2 separate regions of the Homo sapiens genome follow, and region 1 is linked to region 2. A link is an interaction called in ENCODE POLR2A ChIA-PET data of the cell type or tissue named here. Cell type or tissue: Caco-2. All regions are shown on one strand. Links, peaks and the distances in the headings refer to the core of each region. The heading gives the core; the rest is flanking DNA. Region 1 holds the start of LOC105370943 (a long non-coding RNA gene). Region 2 holds the start of LOC105370791 (a long non-coding RNA gene).

Region 1 (5,316 bases), core at 303-5,302, 720 kb after region 2:
TTCCTGAAGCTCCCGGGAGAGTGCCAGCCAGGCCGACTGTTGTGCAAGTTCTGGGCTGGCCTGCGAGGGCAGGCTGGCAGAGGAGTCATGCCTGATCAGCGGCCAGCATGGTGTCTGCCCAGCCCTCTTGGCCTGTCCTATGAGACTCCTGGAGCTGGAGTAGTGCCCTGTCTCCTTTCCTTCAGGGAACCAGGACCCCCATCCCAAGGAAGCACTCTTGTCCCACCTGTGGCCATATTCTACATGCCTGTGGGCTTCCTCTCATTCTCATCCTGAACCTCTTTTCCTTAGAATCGCCATTGTTCAAGAAACCAGAAAAACCTACTCAAGCAAGCTTCTTTCTTCCAATTCCACTCTGATATCTGAAGAAGTCAGAGGGCCTTGTGAGGGATGAGCTGGGACAGGTCTCAGGGTCCTACGCCTACAGAAAGGAGGTGCAGAGTAAAAGGGAAGAGGGGCAAGTGCCCAGGGCTGCTTGGGCGCCAGGCCCTGGGCTACCTTGACAGATGGGCGGCACCGCTCTCATTTCAGCCTCACAAGAGCCTTTCCAGGTCTGTAACAGTTATTCACATTTTACAGGAGAAGAAATTGAGTTTCCAAGGGCTTGATTAGCCTGATGCTGGTAATGGCAGAGCAGAGACTTGCACTTGCTCTTTACAGATTATGTCCTTGTTCCTCGGTTCAACCCATTTTGGCTGGAGATGGAAAATGAGTATAAAGAAGGACCTAGGATGGTGCCCTGCTCACGACCAGCATGGGAACACAGTTAATCAAGGCTGAATCTCACGGACAGGGGCAGGATCCAGGATGGAGCCTCCTGTTAGCTACCAATTTGTCTTCTGCAATTCAGCAGCTGTAAAGTCAGGAGGTGGGATCAGCAGCACAATGTCTTTCAAACTCGGTTCCTGGGCATCCTGGCATCTTATGGATATCGTGATAGGGGGCCGGGCACAGTGGCTCATGCCTGTAATCCGGACACCCTAGGAGGCTGAGGTGGGAGGACTGCTTGAAGTCAGGAGTTCAAGACCAGCCTTGGCAACCTAGCAAGACCCCCGTCACTACAAAAAATAGAAATAAAAATTAGCCAGGTGTGGTGTCTGTAGTCCTTGCTACTCAGGAGCCTGGGGTGGGAGGATCACTTGAGATCAGGAATTAAAGGCTGCAGTGAGCTATGATGGCGCCACTGCACTCCAGCCTAGGCAATAGAACAAGGTGTTGTTTCTATTAAAAAAAAAAAAAAAAAACAGAGAGAGAGACATTGAGATAGGAGTGGAGAACAGGCTGAGTGAACAGGAGTGTGGGTCCCTCCAGCCCAGTTTCCATCGGAGAATCTCAGCATACCAATTTCAAGTACTGGACATTCATGAATGTTTTTATTTGAACAAGGCTTCCACAGCACTTTATAGTCTCTATCTGAGGTCTCTGCAGCTCTGGCCTGCTGGGAGTTGTGAACGGTTTAGGTCCTGGCCTGGGAAGAGAAACCAGAGGACCTGGTAAAGGAAGTAGGGTTCACCTTCTAGCCCTGTGGAGATGCCGCGAGGGAACAGGTCAAGGGTCAGAGCTGGGAGATCATGCCATGGAGGGAAGGTGAGCTGCAGCCACCTGCCTCTGCACCTGGCAAACACAAACAGACCTTTGGCCACAGCAGCCTGGGAACCAGAAGCAGCAGCCACCTTCCGGGGGGCCAGACCAGTGCCCCTTTCCCTTTTCTCTGCCCAAGCTTATTCTCAGTGGACATGGGTTGCTGGCCACCAAACTAAGGCCGCGCAGCCTCTCCTGACCTCACGGTATGGTTTCTGACTGCTCAGTAAGGGCTGGTTCAAGGTGAAAGCTGAGCCACGGTAAAGCTGCTCAGGGAGAGGAAAGCACCCAATTACTGGGCATTCAGAGAGTGGGGCCAATCCCCTTGAAATGACAACCCTATTTTGTGACCCTTTTATTGGCCATCCTGGACCAAAGTTTGCCCCTCTGCCTCAGTTTTCCTTTTGGGAATCCAGGCATGAGAATGGTGGCCCTCTCCTGGTGGCTTCAGCACGTATGGCTCCCTGAATATCATCTCCATGCTCCAGGTGGAGGAGAAAGCTGAGGGCTCCAGCTGCCCAAGCACCAGAACTTTCTAGCATCCTCCTATCCCAGTGCCCGCCCCAGGCCTGCCTCTGACCACCATTCACCCTCAACCTGCTGCAGGGCCCAGCCTCACCCCACATAAGCAAAGCTGCCAGCAGCGTCCTTTGTGGTGCTGCTCCCGTGTGGCACTGCCTAGGGGCCCCACCATGGGGCAACAGATGGACCTATGGTCTCTCCAGAACAATGGTGGGGGAGGGGCCCTGGCATCGCCCGCCCCAAACAGGAAGCGCTGCATGAGCTTCAAAGGGCTGGCAGGGCCAAGGGGCTGAGTGGGGGAGCCAGTGCCAGGACTGGCGGCTGCCTGAAGAGATGCCTGCCAGCCTCGGGATGCCCAGCCTGGTGGTGGAGGTGGGGCTGTGGTGGCCAGGGCAGCTGGCTCTTGAGCAGAAGATGTCTGGCACCCTGAGGACAGCAGCCTGTAACCTGGGAGCAGGTTAAGGAAAGAGGGCATGGAGTTTGCTGTTTCCCGGTTCAACTGCCACTCGCCAGCGGGGCTGCAGGTTCTTTCCCAGGCCGCGGTTGGCCTGGCCCTCCGGCAAGTAAGCATGAGGGGCAGGGCTGGCACCAAGCCCGCCGCCCACTCCCTGCCTCCTGCTCCCAGCTGCTCCGCTCAGAGCCTTTTCCTCTCCACTTCCTGTTCACACAGGGGGGGGCGGGAAGTGGAGGGAGGAAGTTGGGGGGAGGCGTGTAGGGGGGACCCATTGAATAAAAGGAATTAACCGTTTCCCTCCTCTGACCTCTGGGAATTTCCGCCTGTGAAAGTGTCTCGAAGAATCAGTAGGGCTGGGGGAGTGGAGGGGAACTGCGCCCCCTCTTGGTCCCCTTCCCCCACCCGGTGGCGGTGGGGCCAGATAACTCCCTCTGGGCCCCTAACCTTTGTTTCCCTGGCGCCAGGGGGCAGCGCCAAGTGCGGCCTGGAGCCTGATGGCCTCGAGCCCCCTCCCAACCTTTGGGGTGGGTGCCAGGCACCAGCCTGCGACCCGAGCCTTTGGGGGAGGGGCAGGAACTAGAACTGGTGGTCTCGGGGGAATGAGCTCACATCCGAGCTGGCCACGCTGAGCCCTGTGCCCTCTCCAGGGCTGGTGCCCTTGGCCAGTCGGCCGCGGTGACAGGAGAAGGGAGGGAGAGGCCGGGCAGGCAGGGCCTGGGACTCTGGGCCGGCACACCCTCCGGCGGCCACACCCCCAGGAGCCAGGGTAGGGAGCGGTGGGCTCGGGAAGCCGGTAGACGGCGCCCCCTAGTGCCCACTGCAGACTCGGCGGGGCGGCCCCCAGGGCCCTCTCCAGGGCGGGCCTCAGGAAGCACCTGCTCCCCAGGACCAGTGGCCGCCCTGCGTCTCCCCCAGGTGGCTTCCTTGTTTACAGGCCTCCTGCCCTGGTCCCAGCGTCACTGCCTGTGGCCACTCCTTCTATTTCCAGTGACCGCTCCAGGAGTAGCTCATTCATCTTGGCCCCTGCCCACGCAGCTGCTCCCCCACCCCACCCCCCTCTGGCCCTCCAGGCTTAGGGCCAAAGCCCTGAGGGCCTCCGCTCTGCTCTCCATTCCATGTCTTGCTTGGCTTCCAGGGATCTAAGAGCTGTGGCTTCCCGTTGCCCTGACTCACCGGAACCCTATTCTGTCCCTGCCAGGGAAGCCTGGGGCCTTTTCCCAGGAAAGAGGAAGCAGCCTAGGACCAGATGGGCTGGCTTAGGAGAAGACAGAAGGGGCAGGGGTGTCCCAAGCTGCTTTAGCCAAGCCCTCTGGGAGCAGGGAGCAATAGGGCAGTGTTTGTTTAACTAACAAGTATTAGGCACCCATTATGTGCAAAGACAGAGGCCCCAGTCTGTTTTCTCTAAGAAAGTGACCCCTTCAGAGGTAGGCTAAAGCTTTATACTCACTGTCAGGGGACAAAGACCCTGAGCCCTCAGATGACTATGGTAGGTGTAAGGGGAGCCTAGGCCACATGGGGAGAAGGAAGCAGGAGCCCTCCAAACCTCCTGGGACAGTGCGAAGAACAGAATTAGGATGCCCTCTACTCAATGGGACCCCTCCCCCACATCTGCTCCCACTTCTGCTTCTGGAGGAAGACGGGAGTCTGAGGGGTCATCAAAAATGGGCAGCTTCCAGCCCTCTCAGCTAACAGAGTCCATGAAGAGATCCTCTTGTTTTAGTGGTTAGGGAATTCTGCAGCAAAGTTCAACCTGTATTGCCAGAGATAAAATTCTTTAAAAAAAAAAGGCGGAGGGGTTCTAGCTGGGCACAGTGGCTCATGCCTGTAATCCTAGCACTTTGGGAGGCTGAGGCAGGCGGATCACTTGAGGTCAGGAGTTCGAGACCAGCCTGGCCAACATGGTGAAACCCCGTCTCTACTAAAAATAAAAAAAGTAGCCAGGCGTGGTGATGTGCACCTGTAATCCCAGCTGCTAGGGAGGCTGCGGCAGGAGAATCCTTGAACCCGGAAGGCGGAGGTTGCAGTGAGCCAAGATTGTACCACTGCACTCCAGCCTGGTGACAGAGCAAGACGCCATCTCAAAAAAAAAAAAGAGGGTTCTTGCTCTGTCACCCAGGTGAAGTGCAGTGGCACAATCATAATTCACTGCAGCTTCCATCTCTTGGGCTCAAGCCATCCTCCTTCCTCAGACTCCCAAGTAGCTAAGACTACAAGTGTGAGACCCCATGCCTGGCTAGGAAGAGGATTAGACTGGAGGGGAAAGCAGCCTGCAGTGGCCAGCGAGGTTGGCCTGACTGCAGGAACTGTCTTGCCAGCTGACAGATCACACCCAGAGAGCTGGGCAGTGCACTGTGAACACCGGTCCATGGGGCAAAGGGTGCTCTGCTGATGTCACGGGGAGACCCCATTCCAGGACTCCCTAGGATTTAGCCACAACTAAAGATGTGTAATTTGTGGGGAGGAGCAGGTCACAGGAGCAAGATGAGAAAACATGTCTGCCAAATGCCATGGATACAGGCCACAGCAGTCTCACCTTCATGCTGGGCCTCAACGTTGTGGTTAAATGGCAGATAGTGGCAGGGCCATCTTAAAGCCAGGCAGGAGCTGGGAAGGCGGGGATCCAAGCTGGCAGAGGGGCAAGCAAAATCTAGCATGCCTGAGGGCTACTCGAGGGAGGAAGAATGAGGGGCTTGAAGTTATGGTTAGACAGTGGAGACTCCAAGAAAATTCTTTTTTTTTTTTGAGATGGAGTCTTGCTC
Region 2 (5,416 bases), core at 316-5,315:
AAAGATTCAAAAAAAAAAAAAACTCCCGGCCTCAAGGAATCCTCCTGTATCAGCCTTGTTCAATTTTTTTTTTCTCACAATTTGCCAGGCTTTGCTGATTACTGGATCTCCTAAACTTAAAAAAATTGGCTGGCACATAGTAAACACTCAATAAATACAAATGAATACTAAATAAATAAATTTGTCTTTTAACTTTATCATGTTTCTGCCAACTAGACAGATGTTTTTTGTAATAACTGTATCAATCTTTGTCATCTTTGTCTTTATGGATTTGCCTCGACAGTCATGCTTAGTAGAACAGCTCCTTTCTCTTTTGTTGAGCCTGGGTCTCACTCTGTTGGCCAATCTGGAGTGCAGTGACACGTCACAGCTCATTGCAGCCTCGAACTCCTGAGGTCAAGTGATCTTCCCATCTCAGCCTCCTGAGTAGCTGTGACAACAGGGATGTGCCACCACACCAAGCTAATTCTGAAATTTTTTTGTACAGATGGGGTCTCACTCTGTTACCCAGGCTGGTCTTGAATTCCTGGGTTTGAGCAATCCTCCCACCTGGGCCTCCCAAAGTGCTGGGATTATAGACATGAGCCACGTGCCTGGCCTCATTCTATTTCAAGACTGGAAAACTGTTTTCCCAGTTTTTTAAAGTAGTAATTTTCTGATTTCACGTTTTATATTTTAATATTTAATTTGGGCCAGGAGCAGTGGCTCACTCCTGTAATCCCAGCACTTTAGGAGGCCGAGATGGGAAGAAAACCTGAAGTGAGGAGTTCCAGACCAGCCTGGCCAACATGGTGAAACCCCGTCTCTACTAAAAATACAAAAATTATCAGCCAGGTGCGGTGGCTCACGCCACCCACCGAGCACTTTGGGAGGCCAAGGCGGGCAGATCATGAGGTCAGCAGCTCGAGACCAGCCTGGCCAATATAGTGAAACCCCGTCTCTACTAAAAATACAAAAATTAGCTAGGTGTGGTGGCAGGCATACTCTGCCTGTAGTCCCAGCTACCTGGACCCTATCTCTACTAAAAATACAAAAATTAGCTAGGCGTGGTGGCGGCGGCATAGTCTGCCTGTAGTCCCAGCTACTTGAGAGGCTGAGGCAGAAGAATCACTTGAAACTGGGATGCGGAAGTTGCAGTGAGCTGAGATCGCACCACTGTACTCCAGCCTGGGCGACAGAGCAGGACTCCATCTCAAAAAATAAAATTAAAAAAAAAAAAATACAAAAATTACCTGGGTGTGGTGGCCTGCACCTATAATCCCAGCTACTTGGGAGGCTGAGGCAGGAGAACTGCTTGAATCCAAGAAGCAGAGGTTGCAGTAAGCCGAGATCATGCCACTGCACTCCAGCCTGGGCCACAGAGTGAGACCCTCAAAAAAAAAAAAAATTTAATTTGCTGGGCTCGGTGGCTCACGCCTATAATCCTAGCACTTCAGAAGGCCAAGGCTGGAGGATCACCTGAGGTCAGGAATTCCAGACCAGCATGGCCAACACGGTGAAACCCCGCCTCAACTAAAATTACAAAAATTAGCCAGGTGTAGTGGGAGACACCTGTAATCCCAGCTACTCGGGAGTCTGAGGCAGGAGAATTGCTTGAACCCAGAAGGCAGAGGTTGTGGTGAGCACCACTGCACTCCAGCCTGGGGGACAAGCCCGAAACTCCCTCTCAAAAAAAAAAAAAAAATATATATATATATATAAATAATTCACCTAGATTCTTTTTTTTTTTTTGGAGACGGAGTTTCGCTCTTGTTGCCCAGGCTGGAGTGCAATGGCGCGATCTCCACTCACCGCAACCTCCGCCTCCCCGGTTCAAGCATCCCAAGTGGCTATGATTACAGGCATGCATCGCCACACCCGGCTAATTTTGTATTTTTAGTCGAGACGGGGTTTTTCCATGTTGGTCAGGCTAGTCTCGAACTCCCGACCTCAGGTGATCCACCCGCCTCCGCCTCCCAAAGTGCTGGGATTACAGGCGTGAGCCACCACACCCGGCAATTTTATTTAAATTTTAAGGTAGAAATCCCATTTTTTCTCCAAACAGTTGATTGTTCCAATATAATTTTGGAACACCTTCCCTACTCATATAAAATACCATCTTTATAACACTAACCTTATATATTTCTAGATTATTCTGTTTCACTACTCTTGTGTTCCAGGGTTGCTACTTATATTTTGATTATCATAGCTTTATTTGTATATTCTCTAGTACAAGTCCTTTCCTCATTCTTCTCTTCCAAGAAGTTTCTTAATTTCTAGGTTTACTTTTTCAAATGAATTTTAAAACCATTTGGCAAATTTTCAAAAGGAAATCTGGTTGGAATCATGTAAAACTGCCAGCCATATCTCTCTGTTGCTATTTTCCTCAGTGGTAAAACGGAGATAACAGTACTTACCTCGTAGGTTTGTTATGAGAACTAAATGAATTAAATACAGTAGAAAGTATTTAGAACACCAAGCCAGAAAGATAACTATTATAATTACTCAAAAGTGACAGCTATTATGATTGCTCAATAAATGTTTTCCAGATGTGTTCGCACAAAATTCGAAGACTCTTTTTAAGATAAATCAAAAGGTATAATAAAACATAAGCAGTGGTATGGAAAACATACAATTTATACTTTTCTTCACCAATGGCTTGACCCTTCTTTGGTGAAATGACGAGCTAGAACTGGGAGGAGAGACCAAGAAAAATACCAAAGGCTGGTGGGTACCAGGTCTCTAAAATTTTACAAAGATAGCCCACCAAGTGGAAACGAAGACTTCTAGGCCCTTCTAGGCAGCGTTATGGGGGATCAGCATTTCCCTTTTAAATACTATTTCCCCATCTCCGCAGTTATGACAATAGTAGTTACCTTTTGATTTCCTCCCAGAAAATACATAGGGATTAGATGTCTAAAAGACAATATTTTTCGAATGAGGTCGTGGGCCCCTATAAAGTATAAATGGGAATGATAAAGATAGACAGACATGCCCAGAATATTATAACAAATTACCTCCACCAGGTTTCCCACATCATTGTAATGATTGAGAGGGGAGTGGCTGTGGGGTTTTTTTTGGCGGGGTGGCGGTTGTCTCATTATAATTTTTAAGAATTTGTTAAATTATTTTATCTGCATGAAATTGAGGTGAGGAAGTCAGAGGCCGTATGAGGGACCTTAAAAGGTGATCTCCTCTACCGAGCTGAATGAGAAATGGAAGCCGAGGGTGGCAAGATGAAACTAGCCAAAGGCCTGGACCCCAGGCCTCCGAATTCCCAGATCTCGGCTCATCCCAGTACACCACACAGCTTCTCACCGACGCTTGCCACGCTTCGATGTGGGAGGAGTAAAAACAGGCAATCCGACCGCAGCAAAGACGCTGGAAAACCACAGGCCGGCGCAGTCGAAGGCACGTGACCCGCCACGCCCCCCACCCTCCCCCTACCCCGCGCCAGCAGCACGCGCTGCCAACCTCGTCATGTGACCTTCACGCGGCCCCAGCACTCCCCCTGCTTGGCGACTCTTTCCAGCAGCCATTTTGCTGAGAACTTGTCGTCTGTGCTCACCGCGGAGCAGGACGCCACGAAAAGCCGCGGCCAGAATTTACAGGCCGCACACGCGCTTCGAAAGACCGCTCAGGCCGTCAGGGCCCGGTCGAACCTCAGTGAACACGTCGCACCCCGGGGCGCCGGGGAAAGCTGTGGGTGCGCCTCGGCCTGAGATTGGCTGTGGCGTCCACGTGACGCCTCAGCGCCCCCCCGCCCCCGCCACCCTCTCCTTCCCCCCAACGCACAAAAACACCCAGACTCTTAACACTTCGCGCCAAGAACACGCCACCAGGCGCGTGGGGACGGGCGTAGCGCGTGGCAAGCAAGGCGCCTGCGCATACCTGCCGGGGCCGACCGCAACCGACCCACGCGCCGCTCCGCTCGCGGGTCCCGGAATCCTCGCGCTGCTGGACCACCCGGCTAGTCATTGGCTGCCAGTTCGGGTCACGTGCTGGTCGCAAGCCCGCCCCTACCCGCTAATCACCTGGCACCGAGCTCGAAGCGGCGCCGAGTCGTTCGCACGCGGAGAGGGAGGGTAGTTAGAGGGCCATCCTTTTCTGCCGTTATGGATTTAAACCCATAAAGAGGAAACGAGAAACCAGAGGCTCAAAGCTAAGGAAGCTCGCACCTACCGGCTTAACTTCGCACGCCTCTCCAGGAGCCGGGAACCATCGCCCTTGGGCGCTCCCCGATGCACGCCGGGATACGCCTGGCGCCCCTCGGTGTGCTGCAGAGCATGCCGGGAAAGGCACCTCTCCCGATCTCCTGGCGCTCACCTCCCGGGCGTTCCTTTCGTGTCCCCTTGAAAGCCCGGTCCTTGGGCTTGGAATGAGACGGTTTGGGTAATTATGGGAGTGTGGCGAGGTATACCAGGCACTTTCAGCCCCTCCTCTCCCACTTGTTTGATCTGTGTGGTCTTGGGGAAACCGTTTAACCTTTCTCCACGGAGCAAGCGTTTAGTGTGTGCCTGCTGAGTGACTTTGTAAAGATTCAGGAAAAAAAAAAAAAACAGCAAGGGTATTTGCCTGCAAATGAACTGCAGCCCTTTCCTGGCCAGTGAAAAAGAATGCTAATTTAAATGCAACTTACCAGGAGCCCCACTTGAGGGTGGAAATGGCACTTAGAATTTCCCTTGGGATAGAAGATGAGACCTTTCTTGCTAAACTTATTGCTACTGTTGGGGAAAGTAGGGGTGGTAAGAGCAAGAGGCGTTTTAAAGGAGGCGGGGACATGTCTATCACAGTTGCTGGTTCCACCTCGTACGAAATATGGTATATTGGAAACGAGAAAAAAAAAAAAACACCGTCTCCTAACTCAGAAAAAGTGGTCATGCATCAGAACCAATTAACTTTGTAACATATTCACAAACTGCCCTTCAGGCCAAAACCTAATGAAATCCCCACTTAAAACAATTCACACCTTTTCTGCTTTGAACTCCATTCTTCAGCTTTGCCGGATTTTAGAACGATTTCATCAATTCTTAAAGAGATGATTAAGCTTGAAGAACTTGACTAGCGATGGTCAAGCTCAAGAGCTCTTATTTATAGATTAAAAATTAAATGTATTCATTTATAATGTGGTTATCAAGCCAAAATATAGTTTGGGGCACCCTTTTCTAATTTCAAGGTACTCCATAAGCCTAATTATCAGAAAATTATTCCCTGACTAGAAAACCAAAAGAAAGGGTATTAGATGATCATACGTAATAAAAAGCATTAAATTGTAAGCATATGATGTTACACTTGAAGTTTATAAAACATTCCAATATTCTTCATTATATATAATCCTTACAACAACTCAGAGAAAAGTGCTATACTAGTAGTATCATTTTCTGAGTCAGTCTTGAGTGGGAATCTGGAAAAATATATCTTAACACGTTCTTCAGGT

Evidence for each region. Peaks named below come from ENCODE experiments on the same cell type or tissue, not always from the same donor. Only the 100,000 strongest peaks of a DNase experiment are listed, where the experiment ranks them.
Region 1: POLR2A ChIA-PET joins it to region 2 with 7 read pairs; 1 of 35 experiments calls an interaction of 5 or more read pairs at or near these places.

What each region holds. Positions count from the first base shown.
Region 1 is chr15:40,904,571-40,909,886 of GRCh38, reverse strand. It overlaps LOC105370943 (a long non-coding RNA gene), which reads right to left and starts at 3,078. Exons shown (of 2, transcript NR_135836.1): 1 at 3,002-3,078; 2 at 536-1,058. RefSeq lists enhancers at 2,103-2,232, 3,422-3,716 and silencers at 2,443-2,502, 3,153-3,492, 3,422-3,716. In Caco-2, for the core only: a CTCF peak has its summit at 3,372 (motif pointing left); DNase peaks (open chromatin) are centred at 1,586 and 3,406; H3K4me3 peaks cover 225 bases.
Region 2 is chr15:41,620,044-41,625,459 of GRCh38, reverse strand. LOC105370791 (a long non-coding RNA gene) reads left to right here and starts at 4,005. Exons shown (of 4, transcript NR_188233.1): 1 at 4,005-4,393. It also overlaps a transcript of MGA not described here. RefSeq lists a silencer at 3,965-4,024. In Caco-2, for the core only: no CTCF peak of the experiment used is centred there; DNase peaks (open chromatin) are centred at 3,409, 3,969 and 4,259; H3K4me3 peaks cover 2,778 bases.